Regions from separate parts of the Mus musculus genome. Here region 2 is linked to region 1. A link is a loop called in an ENCODE intact Hi-C map of the cell type or tissue named here. Cell type or tissue: heart. All regions are shown on one strand. Links, peaks and the distances in the headings refer to the core of each region. The heading gives the core; the rest is flanking DNA.

Region 1 (3,086 bases), core at 257-2,756:
AGCCATAATACTAAATTTCAAAAGCCTGGGAATAGCATAATTAGAAATTTCTATTGTCTTGACACTCTGGTTTTAAAAACCTATGTGAACTTGGAATCTGTCTCTAGTTCCCTTCTGTAACCTGTTCAAAATTATCTTGTCACACCTGCCAACTTCCACACTCACTGAACACTGGTATCTTTCCCACAGTATTTAAAATTGTTTTCAACTGTAACTTACATAGTTCAAAAGGCCTGTAGGCCAATAACTTGATAAGTCTTTAAAAAAATGGATATAAAAGGAAAACAGAAAAAGACATCCTACGTGGGGAACAGAAAGACAAGAATGAGTGTAACAACTTGTGACTGACATATTAACAACTTACTAGAGACCATCAACTTAGGCCTTTGGTTTCTGAGTGAGCTCTTGAGGCGCTCACATCCATGTTTAAGGTGCATCGAACAAAGGACACCCAACAGGGCGAAAACTGCGGGGAAGAGATGCTCAGGTGACATTCATAAGGGATGAGGGAGGCACAGTATGTAGGGCGTGAGGCTGACAAGCTGGCATGTGGAAGGTTTCTGGGTGCCACCAGCCCATTGCAGCACTGACCGGGCAGGGTTTGTTTACATCGTGTCGCCTGGAAGAAAGCCGGCAAGGTTCAAGCCCGGCTATTCGGTTAAAAGAGCCATTGGGAGGGGAATGGAGGGCACACGCCGCTTAACATCTGGAAGGAGCCCTGGGGCCGGGCGGCCCGGGGCCAGCTGACCGACCGACCGTCTGCAAGCACAAAGAACCGGCGGCGGTGCCGCAGGTCAGCCCTCCTTCCACCCCAGCTACCGTGGCCTTAATATCGGGACGCCAGGGAGACACGGAGGAGGGAGGGAGGCCGGCCGGCGCCTGGCGTCCGCGCTCCCCGCGCAGGCCCGAGCCCTCCGCCGCAGGAACGCGGGGCCGGACGCGGGATTCGAGCGCCGCGCCTCCCTCCCTCCTTCCTTCCCCGGACGCACCACAGAGCCCTCGGCCGAGCGGCCGCTAACACCGTCCCGCCTCGAGACCATCCCGGCGCCGCGACCCCGCGGAGACGGCCTCCGGGCGTCCGGCCGCTCGGGACGTCTCCCCCTGTCCCTCCTCGTCCCAGCGCGCCCGAGCCCGTCCCCGGTCCCACGGCCCCGCCGAGCTACCTGGATCCGCTTCTTGTGTCGCCTGCGTTCCGCCATGTTGGCCGCTCCGCCCGGTTCCTTCTGACGTGGAGCGAGTCGGGGAGGGGGCGGCTGAGATCTCGCGAGAGCGCGGCGGCTCGCGGCCCGTTATGTAACCCGCCGCGGGCTCTGGGCTGGGGGCGGCCTCCGTGGTCTTCCCGCCGTCCGTGCGGTGGCGGACGACGCGGGCTGCTTCTGCTTCTGGTCCCGGAGGCCGGCGCCACGTGAGTCAGAGCGCTGGAGGCTGGCAAGTCGCGTCGGCTCTCAGCCCTGACTGAACGCCCGAGTCACCTGGCTGGCGTGTAAACACAGATCCCCGGGCCCCGCCCCTCAGAGTCGCTGACGCCGCCGGGACCACCGGGGCGCACAGCGTCACCTGTGGCGCTTCCTGCCCCAGCGAGCCCCGTGGCACCCCACTTCAGTCCCGCCAAGTTCCCCTTAAAAGGTGGAAAACAACTTCAGAGTCTGACTCCATTAAACACAGCTCGTCCCCAAAGCCTTGGAATGTCCGCTCCTCACGTGACACCTCACAACCCATCCTTAGACTCCAGAAGGCTGGATGAGCCCAGGGAAGTTAAGGTGGAAAGGAGCAAGACTAGTTGGGATGCAGTAGACTGCAGGCCACTTCTATATGACTATTCTGACGACCTGCTATATGACTATTATTCCAGAACTTTCTAGACCAAAGACATGGGTAGTTAAGTGCTTAGGTACAAGTTCTGATGACATTGTGGCTGTAAGAAAGTTGAAAAAATGCAGAAAAGATAAAACCAATAAAGTTTAATTCTATCCCTTGAGTCAGTTAATCATTTTAAATTTCTTTTGTCCTTTATATCCACTTTGCGTGTACATGGGATGTGTGTGTATGTTGAATTTATAAGTCTTCTCTGTTCCCCCCCAAACATCATGGAACCTGGTAGCCTGTTTGTTGTTGTGGTTTTTTTTTTCAGTTTTGCATTGTAAACTTAATTTCAAAATCCTTAAAGTTTTCTATTTCATATATCTGACATAATAATATGTAGTTGAAGCAAAGCTCAGTACTTTGATGCCTGATCATTTATATACTAAGATAGCTGAAGGTTGGTGGTTTTTGTTTTTAACTATGCAATTCTACTCTCAAGAGATCTGTAATTTGGCTCTGCTGTCAGGAAGCAGGGGAGAACTAATAATTCTTACGTATTAACACAAAACTTGGAACATACAATATCTTGTTTTCTCTAGCCTTTCCTACCCAGATGATTGTCAGGACAAGCTAATAGCTAGCAGATGATCTCCCTGAGATTGTGTGCCTCAGATTAACATAATCCGTGACAGATTTGCTCCCATAGGCAAAGCCCAGGAGAAAATAATTTTAGGAAAGATTCCTACTATTAATATGCTTCTCCTGTTATTATTAAACATATATAACAATCACTAGGTATTAGCCTACCTCTTTGAGCAGATCTCTGCAGTTGCAGATCTACAGAGATGTACTGTCTTGTAGGGATGCTATATAGACAAATGGATGACTTAATTCTTAATGATGATCCTGTAAGGATTCCTAAAATTGTACCAGTATGTATTAAGCTGTCAAAACTGCAATGAGAACTCTGCCAGTCTCTGTCACCAGTTAATTGCCTCTACTACTCAGAGCACATTCCAAAAGGTTGTAAAACCATTAACCAAAAGTCATAAAAAGGGAACTACGATTATATTATAGGTGCTAGGACAGAAGATACAATGTTGACTGGGTTTATCTATACAAAACTTCACTAGTAACTTGGTTATGTTTTTTAACTCTCTGTGACCCTGTAGAGTTGTGACAGGGGATGAATGTTTAGCCAGGTAATTACTCCTAATGGATATACATGTAAACATTCTCTGCTGTAAACTTCTATTTCAATTTATGATTTGAATTTATGAGTA
Region 2 (3,086 bases), core at 420-2,919, 300 kb before region 1:
ATTAGCTCCAGAGGCCAAAGGGTCTGTTTAAAACCAGTTTCTTAATCTTCAACTCAGTTCATTTTACCAAAGGTAACACTTGGGTGGTTTCTTCCAACCTAACACCAGTTATCTAAAAGAAACTTCATCTAAATAGGAAGCAGTCCAGACGGTGGGTAACAGAAGCATTAAATAATGCCTCTCCAAACAAGGACGAGTACACAAATTTAGAATACGAATAACCAAACCTCAGTACCAGAGGCTTTCTCAACTATGCATGCCATTTAAATTTTAAAAAACAATCCTTTCTCGTTAGAAAAAAAAAAAAAAAAAACCTGTAGTTTCTGGTCTCCCCACCCCCCAAGATACATGTTAATATACCTACCATATGCAACTAAACTTCAAGTACATTCATACATACTATCTTTTTGGAATGAAGAAGAAAAAAAAACTTTCCCTTTAAAAGGTTAGCGAATTTGCCTAATGGAAGCCAAAAGCTGTAAGACTCCACGCCTGGAAATCTCCATCCATGAGCAAGACTAATCCGGGACAAAAAGCACAAGGCAGACAGACCTCACAAAGAATGCAAATGGAGGCAGAGTGGCGAAAAAGAGTATTCATCCACTTCCCTCCCTGGAGAAAACCCAGTAAAAGCCGACAAATAAAAAGCTTTGCTTCTAAACTCCCAGCAATTTATGTTAACACAAACCCAGAGAATTATGGACGAAAGCCACCTAGCCACCGTACTGTGACTTTCGCCACTACAGGGACACCTCAGCCAAGGCGAGCCAAGGAAAAGGGCAGAAGGCATGACCTAGACCAGGGGCGCCCCCACAGCCCTGCGCACACGCAGAGACACCCACTCATCATCAACCCAAAGGACAGGGAAGCAGGGGACTCCCGGCGTCTGGTGAGGTGAGAGGGGGCAGAGGAAGTAGGAGTCCTCCCAACCCCCACCTCTGTGACTGGGATCACCCTAAGTGCCCTCCCCACATCGCCCCACTGCGGGGGCCGCCGGTGGAAATACCCCACGCCCCCGGCCCGCGGGAAGTTCTCTAGGGTTACCTAGGCGCCCCAGGGCTGCGCCTCCCCCCACTTGACCCACCCTGAGCCGTGGCACCCACAGGGGCGCGGGCAGGTTAGGCGCCAAGCCCGGAAGCCCGCGTCGCCGGACGCTTAGAGCTGGGGCCAGCCCGGGGCATCCCCGCCGAGCGCAGACGGCCGGGGGATGGCGGCGATGACCAGGGTCCAGGTCTCCTGGGTCCCGGCGGCTCGGGTCAAGTGCACCGCCATCCCCTCCCAGCTGACCCGTCCCAGAATCCGCGAGGCCTGTACACCCGTGGGACCCCCGCCGCGCGCCCTGTGCCCGCGACCCCGCCCGGGACCCCCACGCATCCCGGACGCCCCACTCAGGCCCTCCGCGCCCGGGCAGACCCCCGGGCTCTGTGCCCTCCCCATCACCCCCGCCGCCGCCGCCTCAGCGCCCCCAGAGGCCGCACGCCCCTCGCGTCCCCTCGCGACCTGCGGCCGCACCTGTGCCCGCCGTCGCCGTCGCCGTCGCTCGCCAGCCGCCTTCGCTGTGCCGGCGCCGCTCCGAACCCCACACACATCGCTACACACAGCCTCTGACGTCACCCGGCCCGCGGCCCGCCCACGTCACTGCGGAGACACGGCTTCCCGCAGACGCCGCCGCCGTCTCCGGCCGCCCGGGGGACAGCGAGGGCGGCGGGCGGGGGAGGGGAGGGAACGAAGCCAGCGGCGCCGCGCGGCCCCGCGCCAGCCAGCCCCTCGGGCGCGCGCGCCGTCTGGCCTATTGTGGCTCCCGGCGGGCTGCACACTGCAGGCTGCGCGCGCGTCCCCAGCCCCGACCGGGGCGCGCGCCTGGCGCCTCGGCCGCGCACGCGCGTGCTCCCGCTCCCCCGCCCCCCTCGCGCGTACCCCGCGCTGCTGGCCCGGCGCGCCGTCTGGGCGGCTGGCGCACGGCGCTGTCTGCGGTGCCCGGCTCAGACAGGATGTTCCCTCGGCCCCACCCCCGCCGCCCTCCTTCCTTCCTCGAGTCGCTCAGCCGGCTGTCTGGGGCCGCCCTCGCCACGCCCGCCGCCGTGTGGCGACGGGCCAGACCTGGGGGCGCCCTGGCCGCCGGGCCGCCGCGCTGCGAGGCGGGGGGGGTGAGAAGGGGGAGAGGGGGCAGGGCGCGGCGGGCTGCACTGTGCGCGACCCCGGCAGCTGGCCGCGCCCGAGGTCAGGCTCGGCCAGCAGCCCCCCTCAACCCCCGCGGCCGCAGCTGGCCGCCCGGCCCCGCCCCGGAGGTGGCCTGCGGGTGGCTCCCCGCCGCGACCCCCGGGCTGAGCCCGCCGCGCAGACGCCCCCGCGCTGCCACCGCCCCCCCCCCCGCAGCGCCACCACCTGCCCCCGTGCTCCCCGCTCCCAGTGTTGCCACCCTCCCCCCGCCCAGTGCCGACGTCGCGGGGCCTCTCGCCCCCGTGGGGCCTCCCGCCGCGGCCGCCCTGCCAGCTGCCGGTGAGCAGCCCCGCCTGGCCGCTCTGGGGTGGCCTGACCCGGCCGCCATCGCCCCAGAGTCCGCGGTTTGCGCACCGCGGGGACAGATCTTGCTGCCCCAGCTGCTCTTAGCCTCCATAAGTGACCCATTCTGATTCACTAAGCACTTTGGTTGGTGTTTTCGGGTGTGTTTTTTTCTTTCTTTCTTTCTTTTTAATTTTTCCAGAGACGGTAAGAGGTGGAGGAAGATAACCACTTTCGGCTGCCACCTCGAACCGCCGGCGGGGGTGGGTGAGGGGACTTCCTAGCCAACGTATCCAGGATAGCTCGAATATTCAACTCTGTGAAGCTAGCCCGTCATATTTCGAAACACCAAGAAATCCCCTTTTCTCCACCCCACCGCAGGATCAGGAACTGAAATAGCGCAGCGAGTAGCACTGCGCAGACTTAGGGAACTCGAGCTTCGGCGACGGTGGCGCACCCCACCCCCACCCCACCTTTTTTTTTTCTTTTTTTTTTTTTTTTTCCTTTTCTCGCCGGGTTTATTTTACCGCTTCGGGGTTACTCATGTTTGGGTCTACATTTGCAGTTGTCCAATTGGGAATACT

The links. Peaks named below come from ENCODE experiments on the same cell type or tissue, not always from the same donor. Only the 100,000 strongest peaks of a DNase experiment are listed, where the experiment ranks them.
Region 2: a loop joins it to region 1, with 3 times the contacts of the local background. A loop is called at or near these places in 2 of 42 quality-filtered maps.

Annotation. Positions count from the first base shown.
Region 1 is chr3:30,791,461-30,794,546 of GRCm38, reverse strand. Sec62 (SEC62 homolog (S. cerevisiae)) reads right to left here and starts at 1,671. Exons shown (of 8, transcript NM_027016.2): 1 at 1,164-1,671. The coding sequence starts at 1,199. In heart, for the core only: no CTCF peak of the experiment used is centred there; a DNase peak (open chromatin) is centred at 1,256; H3K4me3 peaks cover 1,884 bases; H3K27ac peaks cover 1,696 bases.
Region 2 is chr3:31,093,584-31,096,669 of GRCm38, reverse strand. It overlaps Skil (SKI-like), which reads right to left and starts at 1,612. Exons shown (of 7, transcript NM_001039090.2): 1 at 1,513-1,612. In heart, for the core only: no CTCF peak of the experiment used is centred there; DNase peaks (open chromatin) are centred at 1,069, 1,949, 2,499 and 2,829; H3K4me3 peaks cover 2,500 bases; H3K27ac peaks cover 2,500 bases.